Linked DNA regions of Homo sapiens: region 1 is linked to region 2. Evidence: read pairs that join two places in POLR2A ChIA-PET (ENCODE). Cell type or tissue: OCI-LY7. All regions are shown on one strand.

Region 1 (8,000 bases), 330 kb before region 2:
GCTGAGGCTGCTAACACCCCCAAGATAAGAGGGTCCCCTTCTTAGGCTGGAGAGCCTCAGGATAGAGCAGGCTTGAGACAGGATTCTGCTGAGTTCAAGACCCCAGGGACTGGAATGGCAGAGCTGAGAAGTATCCATGACCCTGAGGGCTGCGCTCCAACTGCTGCAGCAGCCCCTGTCCCTTCTGCGTAAGAGCCACTCTCAAAATGCAGCTAGAGTCTCAAATACTTCAAATCCAAGTACATCTTAATTTAACAACAAAAAAAAAAGGACTTCACTCCCCAAACTGGCCATTTCACCTTCCTCCTTAACATGCTTTCATTTTCTTTTCTTTTTTTGTTTTTTGAGGCAGGGTCTTGCTCTGTTGCCTAGGCTGGAGTGCAGTGGCATGATCCTGGCTCACTGCAGTGGCATGATCCTGGCTCACTGCAGCCTCAACCTCCCGGACTCAATCTATCCTCCCCACTCAACCTCCCAAGTATCTGGGAGTACACGTATAAGCCACCACACCCAGCCCTTAACATGCTTTCGTAGCTTTCCATTACCCTTAGAATCAAGACTCTATTGAGGCAAATGCACCATGACTTGCCTCAAGCCCAGCACTTTCCTATTCTTGCCAGGCCTCCAGCTTTTCCTGAGCCCTCGCCTCTCCCTCACCTCCCTCCAGCTACATAAGCCTTCTTTCAGTTCCTCACCTTTCCCTTTTAGTGATCTTATGGAATCAAATATTTATTTGCTTATTTTTTCAATGTCTGTCTCTACTAGCTAACGGCAGTGGAAAGTTTGTTCCACACAGCTTACCTAGCATTTGACAGAGCCTCTGGTATGTCGCAGGCACTTAAATAAAATAAATATAACTGATGAAAAAGCTCCTTTTCCCCAAGTCCTCTCTCTTCATCTAAAATGGACCCTTGGCGGCTGAGAGGCTGGAGCACGCAGAGCAGGCTGGTTAGACTGTCCCTGGAGGCTTGCTCTTGCCACTCAGCAGCTATAGGAAGTTCTCCAGGGCCCATCACCTCCCTATCGCCTCATCTGAAAAGGGGCAATATGAACCAGTATCTTCCTCACCACGCTACCCACCGCACAGGTTAAATAAGAGAAGGTAAGTACCTATGATATTGGTGCTCAATATCTACTGTTTTGTTTTTTTGAGACGGAGTCTCACTCTGTCGCCCAGGCTAGAGTGCAATGGCACGATCTCAGCTCACTGCAACCTCCGCCTCCTAGGTTCAAGCAATTCTCATGCCTCAGCCTCCTGAGTAGCTGGGATTACAGATATGCACCATCATTCTCAGCTAATTTTTGTATTTTCAGTAGAGATGAGGTTTCACCATGTTGTCCAGCCTGGTCTTGAACTCCTGGCCTCAAGTGATCCAACTGCTTCAGCCTCCCAAAGTGCTGGGATTACAGGTGTGAGCCACCACAGCCAGCCAATACCTACTGTTTTATTTACTTACTTTTAACTATAGAAAAGCAAGTTTTGTTGTTGCTGTTGTTGTTGTTGTTGTTGTTGTTTTTGAGACAGAGTCTCGCTCTGTTGCCCAGGCTAGACTGTAGCGGCGCGATCTCGGCTCACTGCAACCTCTGCCTCCCAGGTTCAAGCAATTCTCCTGCCTCAGCCTCCCGATAGCTGGGACTACAGGTGCGTGCCACCACACCCAGCTAAATTTTTATATTTTTAGTAGAGACGTGGTTCCACCATGTTGGCCAGGATGATCTCAACCTCTTGACCTCGTGATCCACCCACCTGGGCCTCCCAAAGTGCTGGGATTACAGGCGTGAGCCACCGCACCTGGCATAGAAAAGCAAGTTTTAAAAAAGGGCCTCAACAGGAAAAGACTGAATCACATCTGTTAACTTTTGGGAAGGCAAGAGGAGGCAAACCCCAAGAAAACTCTACAATGCATTGAGGTTCCTTATGTAAAACATGACTTGCTGTCAATATCTGGAAAAGTCTCTCTGACTTACAGAGGCAGGCTGTGTCCCTCAGCACTTCCAACTTCAGAGACAGGAAGCATGATGGATGGATTCCTGGAACTCTAAACTGTGCAACACACTGTATAAGGTTTGCTAGCCAGGCGCAGTGGGTCATGCCTATAATCCCTCCACTTTGGGAGGCCAACATGGGCAGATCACTTGAGCCCAGGAGTTCAAGACCAGCCTGGGCAACATGGCGAAATCCTGTCTCCACAAAAAATTTAAAAATTAGCCGGGTGTGGTGGCATGCACCTGTAGTCCCAGCTACTTGGGAGGCTGAGATAAGAGGATCAACTGAGCTCGGGAGGTCAAAGCTGCAGTGAGCCATAATCGTACCACTGGACTCCGGTCTGAGCAACAGAGTGAGATCCCATCTCAAAAAAAAAAAAAAAAAAAGCTTGCTGGTCTTTCCTAACCCTAAATGCATGCCACATAGTGTGTATGAACCAATCTCTCTGGCCAAGGAACCTAAGAAGGGGGACCTATTCTCAAGGACTCAGTAAAGTATTTTGTTGCTATAAAAACACTAGGCTCGGTGCAGTGGCTCACATCTGTAATCCCAGCTACTCAGGAGGCTGAGGCAGGAGAATCACTTGAGCCTGGGAGGTGGAGCTTGCAGTGAGCCAAGATCATACCACTGCACTCCAGCCTGGGTGACAGAGCGAGACTCTGTCTCAAACAAAACACACAAACAAAAACAACCACTTTTATATAATGATCCTTCTATTGTTTGTTGAAAATAACGATAACATTTACTGGATGGCCCCAATAGTATTATTTTAATAACATATTAATTTATCTAATTCCTCCTCACTTTAAAAATCCTTTAGCAATGGTTATTAACATGTAAAGGTTAATTTCTCCACACCTGGCTAAGTGATCCCATTTAAAGGAATTTATCCTGAAGAAATACTCCGGTAAGGCTGGGTGCAGTTGCTTATGCCTGTAATCCCAGCACTTTGGGAGGCCAAGGCGGGCGGATCACCTGAGGTCAGGAGTTCGAGATCAGCCTGGGCAACACGGTGAAACCCCGTCTCTACTAAAAATACAAAATTAGCCGGGTGTGGTGGCACATGCCTATAATCCCAGCTACTCGGGAGGCTGAGGCAGGAAAATCGCTGGGAGGAGAACCTGGGAGGCGGAGGATGCGGTGAGCCGAGATCGCGCCATTGCACTCCAGCCTGGGCAACAAGAGTAAATCTCCATCTCATCAAAAAAAAAAAGAAATACTTCGGTAAGAATACAAAGATGTACATATACGAGGACGCTCACTGCAGCTTTGTGAAAGGAAAAAATTAGAAATGACCCAAATGTCTAACAATAGAAGACTGGTTAAATAAAGTACAGTATATGTAGGTATTAAAAAAGTGTCGCGTTAAAAAGAACATCCTGACAGATGTCCAAATGATAGTAAGTTAAAAAAGCAAGGTGAAAAACAGTATGAAAAGCATAGTCCATTTTTACAAAATACTGCAAGTTCTTTTTTTTTGAGACTGAGTCTTGCTCTATCACCCATGCTGGAGTGCAGTGGCGTGCTCCCAGCTCACTGCAACCTCCGCCTCCCAGGTTCAAGCAATTCTCGTGCCTCAGCCTCCCAAGTAGCTGGGACTACAGGCATGTACCACCACACCTGGCTAATTTTTGTATTTTTTTTTTAGCAGAGATGGGGTTTCATCATGTTGGCCAGGCTGGTCTCAAACTCCTGACCTCAAGTGATCCACCCATCTCAGCCTCCCAAAGTGCTGGGATTACAGGTGTGAGCCACTGCGCCTGGTCAAAATACTGCAAATTCTATCCAGACATACGCATGGCAAACAAAACCTGGAAAGAGGAACACCAAAGTTTTCTCTGTGAGGGAATGAATTATGAAGGACTTTCACCTTCTGTGTCAGATTTTAAATTTCTAAGTTTCAATTTTATAATGAGCAAGTATTTCTTTTGTAAACAGGGGAAAGGGAAGAAAATGTGAAAACAAAAAAAAATCTCTGTTAGCATTAGAGTCTGTCAGTACCACAGGGTTGGATCAGCCATGAGCTCTGATGGCCTGGGAGAGATCCCTACTCATGCAGTGCCATCCCAGCACTCAGAAATCGAGCCACTCACAAATCGAGCCAACTGAGCACATGTCATGAGGTTGCCATTAAACAGCAGCAAGTGAAGGCACTTCAATTTCCAGTGTCAGTTACAAGGTTGGGGAGATACGTTTTTCCTAAAAACGCAAATGAAATTGCCTTGGAATTTGTGGTTAAAGCCTACCAATGGCAGAACTGAGAGCAGATAGCCTCTCCAGCAGAATTCTAAAGCACAGTTCAGAAATCAAGCCCTGTTGAGTTGGGGAATGGTTTCTTTCTAATGAAACCCAGAGGATGGGGGGCAGGGGAAGAGTAACTGGCAATCTGAAAAGAATAAACTGATCGTAAAATGAAAGGGGAACAGGGAAGTAAGAAAAACTGGCTGCAAAGTAGGACAGACAGACATGGATGTGTCTACTGGTGAAGTTACTGATACATTTATTGCAAAACTTTCCAAACGACTCATGCCACAGGCTAGATTTGTTTGTAAATCTGCCATAGCAGGTGAAATGACAGCCATCCTGTCCTCGTGACTGGAACATTCTCTTCCCAGGCCCAGTGTCCTGATCAATAGGCAAGGTTCCTCTGATCCCAGGCAGGGCTGGGGCTTCTTAGGTGGGGAGTGTTTTGCCCACACGATGGGCATTCCCCTCCTTACTAACAGAACCCCAATTTTGGTTTTCTGCCTTTTCCTGGCCATTCCCTTCTGCGAGCCAGGCCCATTCCCAGCCAATATCATCCTTGACCTAACTCTAGCCAATGAGATGCAAAGGGGACACCAATGAGGGCGGTTCTGTGGAGGTTTTGGTTCATCTTTAAAGGACATAGGACAGAAATGTCTCTCTTACTGCCTGTAGACTCTGTCAAGGGTGATCAGGACGCTAGGATCATGGCAGCCATCTCTGGAATATGAGGAAACCAATTTAAAAAGACAAGCCAAGTGCTAAGGAAGGCAGAGAAGTTAAGAACAACTCAGGTCCTTGAGAACATCGCTGAACAGATGGCAGCCAACCCTGGAATTGCCCCTCCTCCAGATGGCTTGCCATGTAAGGTAAGTGCCCTTATTGTTAGGCCACTCTGGTCAGGGTGTTCTATTACTTGTAGTCAAAACCATCCCAACACATACAAGACAGAACAGAAAGTGCCCGCTCCATCGACATCTCCTCTAATAATCTGACTTCCAAGTGTTAACTGTACACCATGATTACTGAGGTAAGACATGTCCCTCCAGTCCCGTGGCAGCAACTGATTTTGCCTATGCAAAGCCGTGCTATTCTTCTGCTGGTGGTTAGCCTTTGCTTTAGAGGACTTCCCTCCTATTCCATGTGCTTGGAAGTGATGAGCAGAGGGAAGACTTTCAACGTAAATCCTGGTGGTCCATCTGGACCACTGCCACCAACCAAGGTGGTCACATGGCCAGACAGAACTAATCTGTGTCCTACCCCAGAACTGATGTAGAAATGTCCAAAGTTTAAAGCCTTGGCTGGGCGCAGTGGCTCGCATGTGTAGTCCTAGCACTTTGGGTGGCCAAAGTGGGTAGAGCACTTGAGCCCAGGAGTTCAAGACTAAAACCTGGGCAACAGCGAGACCCTGTCTCTACAAAAAGTTTAAAAATTAGCTGAGGGTGGTGGTGTGCACCTGTAGTCGTAGCTACTCAGGAGGCTGAAATGGGAAGATCACTTGAGCCCAGAAATTTGAGGCTGCAGTGAACTAAAAAGGTGCTATGGTACTCTAGCCTCTAGTCTGGGTGACAAAGCAAGAACCCTGTCTCAAAAATCAATTAAAAAACAGGCCAGGTGTTGGGGCTTGTGCCTGTAATCCCAACACTTTGGGAGGCCATGGCGGGTGGATCACCTGAAGTCAGGAGTTCGAGACCAGCCTGGCCAACATGGTGAAACCCTGTATCTCTACTAAAAATACAAAAGTTAGCCAGGCATGTTGGTGCATGCCTATGGTCCCAGCTACTCGGGAGGCTGAGGAAGGAGAACTGCTTGAACTCAGGAGGCGGAGGTGCAGTGAGCTGGAATTGTGTCACTGCACTCCAGCTTGGGCAACAGAACAAGACTCCGTCTCAAAAAAAAAAAAATCAGTAAAAAACAAACAAAACACCGAAGTTAAAAGCACAAAGCCCTGTGCCTGCTGGGACTACAAACTGAGAGAAACTGAAACTAGGAATGATGGTGCTCATCTCCCCAGTGGTGGCACATGGGGAGAGTCTGCAGAACAAGATCAACATACAGAGAGTCATAGCTATAGTCATAGCCCAGAGGACCCCATTTGAACATACAGATCAAGCCACACCTGAAACCCTTGTTGTCCCAGTCACCTGAGCCAATGAAGTCTGTTATTGTTTTTCTTTGTTTTTTGTTTTTGAGACAGGGTCTTGCTCTGCTGTCCAGGGTGGAGTGTCCAGTTGTGTGATCATGGCTCACTGCAGCCTCGACCTCCCTGGCTCAAGGCAGCCTCGACCTCCCTGGCTCAAGTAATCCTCCTACCTCAGCCTCCTGAATAGCTGGGACTACAGATGCATGCCACCATGCCTAGCTAATTTTTTCAATCTTTTCACTCTACCCCTGTGGGGTTTCACCATGTTGCCCAGGCTGGTCTCAAACTCCTGGGCTCAAGCAATCTGCCCGCCTCACTGCCTCAGCCTCCCAAAGTATTGGGATTACAGATGTGAGCCACCACGCCTGGCCCTGTTATTGTTTAAGGTAGTTTCAGTTGGGTTTCTGCCATTTTCTTTTTCTTTTTTTTTTTTTTTAGAGGCAGGGTCTTGCTCTATCACCCAGGCTGAGTGCAGTGGCATGATCACAGCTAACTGTAGCCTTGACCTCCTGGGCTCAAACTCAGCCTCCCAAGTAGCTGAGACCACAAGTGCATACCACCACATCAAGCTAATTTCTTTTTTTTTGAGAGGGAGTCTCGCTCTATTGCTCAGACTGGAGTGCAGTAGTGCAACCTCCGCCTCCCAGGTTCAAAGTGATTCTCCATTCTCCTGCCTCAGCCTCCTGAGTAGCTGTGATTACAGATGTGCACCACCATCCAGCTAATTTTTTGTATTTTTAGTAGAGACAGGGTTTCACCATGTTGGCCAGGCTGGTTTCGAACTCCTAACCTGAAGTGATCTGCCTGTCTCGGGCTCCCAAAGTGCTGGGATTACAAGTAATGAGCCACTGTGCCCCACCCATCTTCCTTCCTTCCTTCCTCCCTTCCTTCTTCCCTTCCTTCCTCCCTCCCTTCCTTTTTTTTTTTTTTGAGTCTCACTCTGTCATCCAGGCTGAAGTGCAGTGGCACGATCTGGGCTCACTGCAATCTCCGCCTCCCGGGTTCAAGCGATTCTCCTGCCTCAGCCTCCTGAGTAGCTGGGATTACAGGCACGTGCCAGCACTCCCGGCTAATTTTTGAGTTTTTAGTAGAGACACGGTTTCTCCATGTTGGTCAGGCTAGTCTCAAACTCCTGACCTCAGGTGATCCACATGCCTCGGCCTCCCAAAGTGCTGGGATTACAGGCCTGAGGCACCATGCCTGGCCCATTTTCTTATAACTAGAAGAATCCTAACTAAATCACCCTAATCTGTCTATATCTAGCCATATCTGGAAGCCTTCACTGCCTCTGGATGCTCTTCATTCTCAGATCTCTCCCATTTCTACTTCCTTTTCTCTCCAGCTCAGCTTCCACCTCTGCGCAAACCTCCCAGAGGGTAGCTGTCTGCCAGCAGGTCAGGGCTGTTATAGAAGCCATCTGAGTCATGCTTCAGAGCAGGCTTCCAAGGCTGCCTCATACAGCTCCATGGCTGGCTGTGGGCATCTCCGCCCCCGCCCCCACACCCACCGGAGCCTCATCGTTCCCCTTTCATTCGCCTCCCACTGCCTTGATGCTATTTCCAAGGCTGGGTTGTAGGACTGCGGATGTCACTTAGATCTGGAAAAGCAGGTCTAAACAGTTCACTT
Region 2 (8,000 bases):
CCGCTCGGGGGGCTGGTGCCGCCCTACGAGGAGGTGTACCCCGGCTACTCGTACGGCAACTGGCCGCCCAAGGCTCTTGCCCCGCCGCTCGCCGCCAAGACCTTTCCATTCGCCTTCAACTCGGTCAACGTGGGGCCTCTGGCTTCGCAGCCCGTCTTCTCGCCACCCAGCTCCATCGCCGCCTCCATGGTGCCCTCCGCCGCGGCTGCCCCGGGCACCGTGCCAGGGCCTGGGGCCCTGCAGGGCCTGGGCGGGGGCCCCCCCGGGCTGGCTCCGGCCGCCGTGTCCTCCGGGGCCGTGTCCTGCCCTTATGCCTCGGCCGCCGCCGCCGCCGCGGCTGCCGCCTCTTCCCCCTACGTCTATCGGGACCCGTGTAACTCGAGCCTGGCCAGCCTGCGGCTCAAAGCCAAACAGCACGCCTCCTTCAGCTACCCCGCTGTGCACGGGCCGCCCCCGGCAGCCAACCTTAGTCCGTGCCAGTACGCCGTGGAAAGGCCCGTATGAGCGGCCCCGCCCGTAGATCATCCCCGAGGGCGGGGGCAACGATTCACAGCCTCCGCGGACTGGGGTCATTTTGACTGGCTTGCTCCCGCCCCAGGGTCTGAAAGGGGTGTTTGGGCAGCTGGGGGGCACCGGCTCAGGAGAGGGCCTTCCCCTCCCAGCCCTGAGGGGTGGACTAGGCCCTACACACAGACCGCGCCCCTGGGACTAAAGCCAGGAACAGGGACCAGCTCCCCGGGGGCCAACTCACCCTTGGCCCATCCCGCCTTCTCCAGGCTTCCCCTCCCTCGTTTTCAAAGATAAATGAAATAAACGTGCGCGGACTGTCGAAGGCGTGATGATTCAAAGTTGCGCTTGAGTCCTCTTCCCTTCATCCTCCCCCACTGTCTACAGGCGAGCTGGATGTACAGGAACGAAGTGAGGGTCCAGGCTTCTAGGGACTCAGTCCCACTCACCACCCCCCCTACTCCAGGTCGGGGCAGCCCGGGATTCCTGCAGCAAAGAGGTGCGTGCGTGCGGGGGACGTGGGAAACCGGCTACCTGGCTGGCATCGGCCACAGCCGGTGCTGCGGCGCCACCTCGTGGTCTCAGGGAGGCTAGCTGGTAGATCTGGTCTCCAACGCTTCCTTGTAGGTGTCAGCTCTGCTATTCAGGGAGCCTATGACTTTAGATAAAGTTACTCCGCCTTTCTGCACCTGTTTCTCACTGTTCCTATGAGGGGCTTGGGTCTCTAACAGCAATAAAATTCTGGTCTGTAACAGACATTTGTTAAGTGCCTACCAGGCCTAGGATTCTTTCAGTGTCTGTGTGTGTGCCTCTCACCCTTCCACACACCCTCAGGCGTCCCACCTGCAGATCATCCCCTTGGTAGCAGCCTCCTGCCATCACAGCAGCCCTCTTTCCCCCCAAATCCCCCAACTCTCAAAATTTTGTTGAAATCTTTAATTTAAAAAAACAGAGCAAGAAGAAGAAAGATTTCTGGATAGAAATTAAATAATCAGCTCTTAGGACCCTCCTCCGCCCCACTCCCATCCCAGGGCCTGCTTGGCCTTCACATTAAAAACAGAAACATTAAAGTAACAGACCACACCCCCATCCCAAGGTCACCCTTCTTGTCTGTCAAAAATTCCAGCCACCTTGGGGCACACATCCTCTGGGGAAACCATGCAGGTAAGGCAACCTAATCATTCTCCCAAAACTAAGCCCAGCCTCTTGGTGCCCTGGAGAAGAGAGAGCCTGGAGCTTCATTGTTCTCTCCAAACCTTCACTGGCTCTTGGTCTTGGCTTTGACCTTGGGCCTGATGTAGGTCTGGCAGAAGAAGTGGGCAAAGAGGATGAAATAGGTCATATACAAGATGAAGGACCAGAATAAGTGTTCCATCGTGGTGTGGCATCCCTGATCCTGCCTCCAGATGTACGTGAGGATGCTGACGATGGCTCCTACAAACATCTGCAAGATCTGCAGGCTGGTGATGAGCATGGGCAGCATCTTGGGGGGCTTCACGTTGGCAGCCTTCAGAGTGTAGTAGGTGTACATGATGGCATGAACACCAAAGTTCATGGTGACGAACCAGCCTCCTGCAGGCACTTTGTTCTTGTATCCAAAGCTTGTGTACACGAGCACTGTGCTGTGGTGGTACCAGTGAATAAAGATGAGTGGCCGCTTACGCAGGATGATGAAGGCTGTGTCTCCTGGGAGATGGAGAGTCATAGTTGGCATACCACCCAGTGCTGGGACCACCCTCTGCACTGGATGTAGGGACACGGGAGAAATTCTCAGGGGAGGGAAGGGGGTCTTTGTGGCAGAGAATCTGTAGAGGGGCTTGGGTGAGAGGTATTATTGGGACCCAAGGGTAGGAAAGAGACCCTCCATGGGATGGGTGAAGGGAGGGCCCTGAGGAAGGATGCAGTTCACAAGGCACCAGAAAGACAAAGCTTTGCCACTCACCGAGTTCTATGACCTTGCTGAGAAGAAAGACCCAGGACCAGAATTTGACTGTGGAATTATCGATGAAGTTGATGAAGCACACGGTTTGCTTTAGGCCCCCGGTAAGTAGCACAGTCCCCATAATGCCCCACATCCTCACTGCCCCCAGGATACTGAAATGGGACAAAGGAAGATGGTGTAAGTGTCATCCCCAGGCACCAATAATCCACCCTTCCCCCGGCTTGGCCAGGTTACTGTGTTCCAAGCTCTACCACCTCCCCACCTGTCCACAGGGGGTGGGTCAAAGCTCCTGAGATCCTGAAGCCAATCTGGTAGATCCAATCAGTAGTCTAGAGGAGACGAGGGCTGGAGAAAGATCAGGGAATGCAGGGGGATGGGACTGAAAGTTGAGTTAAGGAATGGGGTTCTTGGGAGGGGTTAGGAGCCTGGGAGGAGATGTGTAGAGGGATAGGGGAAGACTGAAGGAGTTTGGGGGAGAAAATATGGGGAAGTTATTGGAGGGTCTTGAGAGAGGGTGTTAGGAGGTGACACTATTAGAGGCTGGAGAAATTAGTTGCGAGTACAGACTCTACGAAGGCAAGAGGGACAAAGCAGAGACCACCAGGTAGGGGTCTAAAAGAGAAGGAAAACAGGATAATATAACAGAAGAGGGTGAAGGCTGGGAGGGGAACTAAAGCCGAGAATGAGATGGGGAGAGTGTTACAAGGCAACTTGGGGACAGGATGGAGGTTGATGCAATCGGGAAAGCTTCAAGGGATAGAATGGTGGTCTAAGATCTAGAGAAGAGGCAGGGAGTGGGATGGGGTCTTACCTGAAGATTGCAAGGCAGAAGGACCAGAGGATGAGAGGCCCTTGCAGGTTGAAGCCCTTGCGTTCCTTCATGTAGTTCTGCCCCACAGCGATGAGAACCAGGTAGATCAGGGCTATGGGGAATGAGGTTGCCCTGGCAAGCAGAAGGCAGAGGGATGGGCTCATGGGTGGGTGCTGATTAGAGAAATGCCCACTCATCTCTCCAGGTGAGTGCTCTGGGTTGGAGTCCCAGTTCTGCCACTTACTAGCTATGTGACATTGGAAAAACCAACTTAATTCTCTGAGCCTTGGCTTCCTCATTTGTAGAGCGCGAATACTACATCTCTCCTGGGGGTATTAACGTATACAAAGTATCTAGCACAGGGCAGGAGCTATGTCCAAGGTTTCTGTGATTATTGCTCTCTCAGTGGGGTTAGAGGTGGGTGACGGCTGTCTGGCCCGCGCCTAGAAGCAGCCCAGGGCTGTGGTGTAAGAAGTGTGGCAATAGCTTCTCCCTGGTTGGGGCTCCTAGAAGCATACCAGGGCTGTGGCGTAAGAAGAATGTGGCAATAGCTTCTCCCTGGCTGGGGTATGGCAAATTGGTTGGAGCATAAAGTCAGCCTCCAAAACCTCTGGGGAGCTTTAAGGCAAAGCCAGAGAGCTCTTCCTGGGGAAAGCTTGGAAGAGCTCTCTGACTTCGCCTCCTTCTCCACAGCAGGAACGGTGGAGCACCTGGGGAACGATGGGATAATTGTAAAGGGCAGGCTGTCCCCCGGGCCCTGCACTGTGCACACACGCGCGCACACACAGCCACAAAGGACGGGGAAGTCATCTAGTAAGGCTTCAGATCAACCTCACGCCTCCAAGACCCTTCTCACTACACGCTCTCTTTGACTTCTGTATATTTCCACGTTCTCCCTCATCCTCTTATTTCTGCTTGCTTGCTTTCAGCTCTAATCTCTTTGAGGTGCCACATACTACCTGCACCTCGGACAAAGGTAGTGTGAAGCCAGTACAAGGGAGTCCCATAACTCTGCTCTGTAAGAAAATCATTGTGGGCATTCAATGCCACCCCCTCGCGCCCCGGCCCCGGGGCCCTGGCATGGCCTTTCCCTCTCCCAAAGTCTCACCAATACTCCTCGAAAAAGGGCCTCATGTCCTTGGACAGCTCGAAGTTATAGGGCTGGAACAGCTGATTTACTTCATGTGAGACATTCATGGCTGTGACCATCTAGTTTTGCAGAAGTCAAGGTCCAAAGCTTGGAGGCGCTGGGTGAAAGGCTGGGGCTCCGAGGATGGCGTGAACCTCGGGGCGAGACGGAACAGAGCCGGGACAGAAGGAACTCCTGGGCAAAGGGAGGAGGGCGTCGAACCTAGGCATGTGCGCGGCGGCGCAGCCAGCTATCCCGGGCGCAGCCACTGCGATATATAACGCGGACTTGCAAAGCTGCCTGCCCGGGCTGGCGCGACCTCTTTCCTGCGCCCCGCCGCTATCCAATCTCGACCAAGATACGCCTCTGCTCCGCCCCTGGGACGCAGTCCGCATTCTGATTGGTCATACTCAAGGGCCCGCCTGCCAGGCGTTTCGCACACCCCGCCCCAAGTCCCGTCGTAGGCCATCGCCCGCCCACTTCCCCAGCCTTTTCTCCCGTAAAACGTCCACCCCATCCTGTGCGGCCTTGCGGGTTCCCTTGGAACTGTCAACCGTGGCCTTTGCCTCGGTTTGCTTTAATCTTGACCTGCTTAGCAGTGAAGAGAGAGGAAAGGTGTCCTTAGGCTTTGGTGCTCCCACCCAGAAATGGAGGCGTCAGTTTCCAGGCTCCCTGAGATCCTGGGAAACCCAGGCCTGTGATGAGCAAATACTAACCTGGGCAACGCAGAGCTTCTGTAGTCCCTTCCACCTCCTAGCTTCGAGTCTGCGGTTGTGAGTGGGTGGAAGGAGATGAATTTTAAGGAGTTTTATTGTTGAGGTTGTTGATGTTGATGTTTGGGTTGTTGAGGCTGTTGTGGTTTCTTTATAGTTTCCTGAATTCCTGAACTGCTCCAGACTGACAGTAATAACCATGGAGAGAGGAAATGGGGTCACCCTCTGGGCTTCTGGAATTATTGTCTTCAGGTTTCCTGGAGGCCTCTTAGGGTTTAGGGAGGGGGAGAGCCAGTGTATCTCCCCAAGGCCTGTTGTTTTCTCTCCCTAACCAAATCTACTTCTTTCTCGCCTGTGTAACCAGCCCCAAAGAAATAAATGTTCTAAAACTTTTAAAAGTTTTACTTGGCTGTCCCTTATTTCTTTCCTAGGTTTTATGAAAGCGAAGGAGAAATACAAGGCTTGAGGGCAGTTTGAGATAAGGTGGAAATTTGCAAAAAGTGCTAAGAAACATAGATATAAAATAATTAAAATCAAGATGTGGGTATAAATGGCTATGTGCAGTAAAGCTCTAGAGCCAGAGGATCCAAGTAGGAACCCCAGCTCTATTTCCTGAACCTCAGCCACTGTCTATGCGAGGGTGTAGTGGAAGTCCTATCAGTGCCATCTAAGTGACTCAAAAGTGCATCTCTTTGTCTCTGTACCTCATCACTTCTCACCTGGTCACGTTACCTGGTTGCACTGCCTCTTTCTCTAATACAGTGCTTCTGCTCTTCACTGCATTGCAATCAGAAAAGAGTTCCTATACCTGGCTGATTACCAGATTCCTGAGCCTCAACTGCAGAGATTCTGGTCCTATAGGTTGTCTCAGACTGTACTTGGAAAACCACTACTTTCTGTTTGCTCATCCAGAAAACAGCTCTGCTTTCCTGCTTAAAAACCTTCAGTGGTTCGGCCGGGCACGGTGGTTCACGCCTGTAATCCCAGCACCTTGGGAGGCCGAGGCGGGCAGATCATGAGGTCAGGAGATCGAGACCATCCTGGCTAACACCGTCAAACCCCGTCTCTACTAAAAAATACAAAAAATTAGCCGGGCGTGGTGGCAGGCGCCTGTAGTCCCAGCTACTCGGGAGGCTGAGGCAGGAGAATGGCGTGAACCTGGGAGGCAGAGCTTGCAGTGAGCAGAGATCGTGCCACTGCACTCCAGCCTGGGTGACAGAGTGAGACTCCGTCTCAAAAAAAAAAAAAAAAAAAAAAACCTTCAGTGGTTCCTGATGGCTCCATATATAGCCTGACAGCTAATCAAAAGGTGATCAATACATGTCTATGGATGAATGAATAAATAAAAGAATGAATATTACAAGAATAATGCCATCTAGGTCTTACAAGACCCAAGTTCAAGTCCCAGCACCCCCATTAATGAGCCATGTGATTTTAGGCAAGTTACCTAGCCTTTGTCACATTCTACTTCAGAAAAAAATGCATATAGTCATACTCGCCTGCTTATGTCACAAGGTTGTGATTAGTATGCAAGCCAGATAATGTAGATAAAATGATATTGTGGACTAGACACATGGAAATGGCAAGGTGAATCATTATGGGAGGTTTACAAGTGCATATGGAGAATATATACTCAGTCCTGGATTTCTCTGTGAAGATATTTAACATTGTCTTTCCCTGTGAGGTTTAATGGTGAGGCTTGGAGGAGGTGTATGTGGAAGAGGGAAAGAAGAACACTCGGGGCTGGGCACGGTGGCTCACGCCTGTAATCCCAGTACTGTAGGAAGCTGAGGTGGGGGGATTGCTTGAGCCCAGGAATTTGAGACCAGCCTGGGCAACATGGTGAAAATCCATCTCTACAAAAAGTACAAAAATTAGCTGGGCATGGTAGCGCCCACCTGTGGTCCCAGCTACTCAGGGACTGAGGAGGGAGGATCACTTGAGCCAGGGAGGTCAAGGCTGCAGTGAGCTGTGATCGTGCCACTGAGCTGTGATCACACCACTGCACTCCAGCCTGGGTGACAGAGTGAGACTCTGTCTCAAAAAAAAAAAAAAAAAGCTAGGTGCAGTGGCTCACGCCTGTTATCCCAGCACTTTGGGAGGCTGAGGTGGGCAGATCACCTGAGGTCAGGAGTTCAAGACCAGCCTGGCCCACATGGTGAAACCCCATCTCCACTAAAAATACAAAAATTAGCTAGGTGTAGTGGCGGATACCTGTAATTCCAGCTACTTGGCAGGCTGAGGCAGGGAGAATTGCTTGAATCTGGCAGGCGTGGGTTGCACTGAGCAGAGATTGTGTCACTGCACTCCAGCCTGGGCAACAGAGCGAGACTCTGTCTCAAAAAAGAAAAAAGAAGAGGAAAAATCTTCAGAAATTATATTCTAGAGGAAACATTCCTTGACCCTTGGACTTGGTCTGGTACCCTTATTTTATATAAACTGTTCTCAGAGCATGGTATTTCTTTTCTTCAGTGAGAGTTTATAATTAGTTGTTTTTGTGATTTCTTGATCAATGCCTGTTTTTCCTACTAGTTCTTGAGCTCCATGAATGCAGGGACTATGTCTATTTTTTAAAATTTTTTATTATGAGACAGAGTCTTGCTCTGTCGCCCAGGCTGGAGTGCAGTGGCCTGATCTTGGCTCACCGCAACCTCTGCCTCCTGAGTTCAAGCGATTCTCGTACCTCAGTCCCCTGAGTGCTGGGACTACAGATGTGTGCCACCACGCCTTGCTAATTTTTGTGCTTTTAGTAGAGACAGTTTTCGCCATGTTGGCCAGGCTAGTCTTGAACTCCTGACCTCAAGTGATCTGCCCACTTCAGCTTCCCAAAGTGCTGAGATTACAGACATGAGCCACTGCCGGAATATGTCTGTTTTTTTCATCATTCTCCTAACCCTG

Evidence for each region. ChIA-PET counts read pairs that join two places held together with the same protein. Peaks named below come from ENCODE experiments on the same cell type or tissue, not always from the same donor. Only the 100,000 strongest peaks of a DNase experiment are listed, where the experiment ranks them.
Region 1: POLR2A ChIA-PET joins it to region 2 with 22 read pairs; 3 of 35 experiments call an interaction of 5 or more read pairs at or near these places.

The regions. Positions count from the first base shown.
Region 1 is chr10:102,556,041-102,564,040 of GRCh38, reverse strand. The region is part of intron 3 of SUFU (SUFU negative regulator of hedgehog signaling); the gene reads right to left. Among named protein-coding and RNA genes, the nearest start is that of SUFU, 56 kb to the right of the region's middle. In OCI-LY7, no CTCF peak of the experiment used is centred here; no DNase peak of the experiment used is centred here.
Region 2 is chr10:102,223,018-102,231,017 of GRCh38, reverse strand. It overlaps ELOVL3 (ELOVL fatty acid elongase 3), which reads right to left and starts at 4,719. Exons shown (of 4, transcript NM_152310.3): 1 at 4,369-4,719; 2 at 3,261-3,392; 3 at 2,450-2,601; 4 at 1,429-2,193. The coding sequence starts at 4,469. The coding sequence ends at 1,766. It overlaps PITX3 (paired like homeodomain 3), which reads left to right. Exons shown (of 4, transcript NM_005029.4): 4 at 1-829. The coding sequence ends at 504. It also overlaps a transcript of GBF1 not described here. RefSeq lists silencers at 266-365, 376-635, 992-1,160, 4,688-4,737. In OCI-LY7, CTCF peaks have their summits at 873 and 1,079 (motif pointing left); DNase peaks (open chromatin) are centred at 1,077 and 4,777; H3K4me3 peaks cover 687 bases.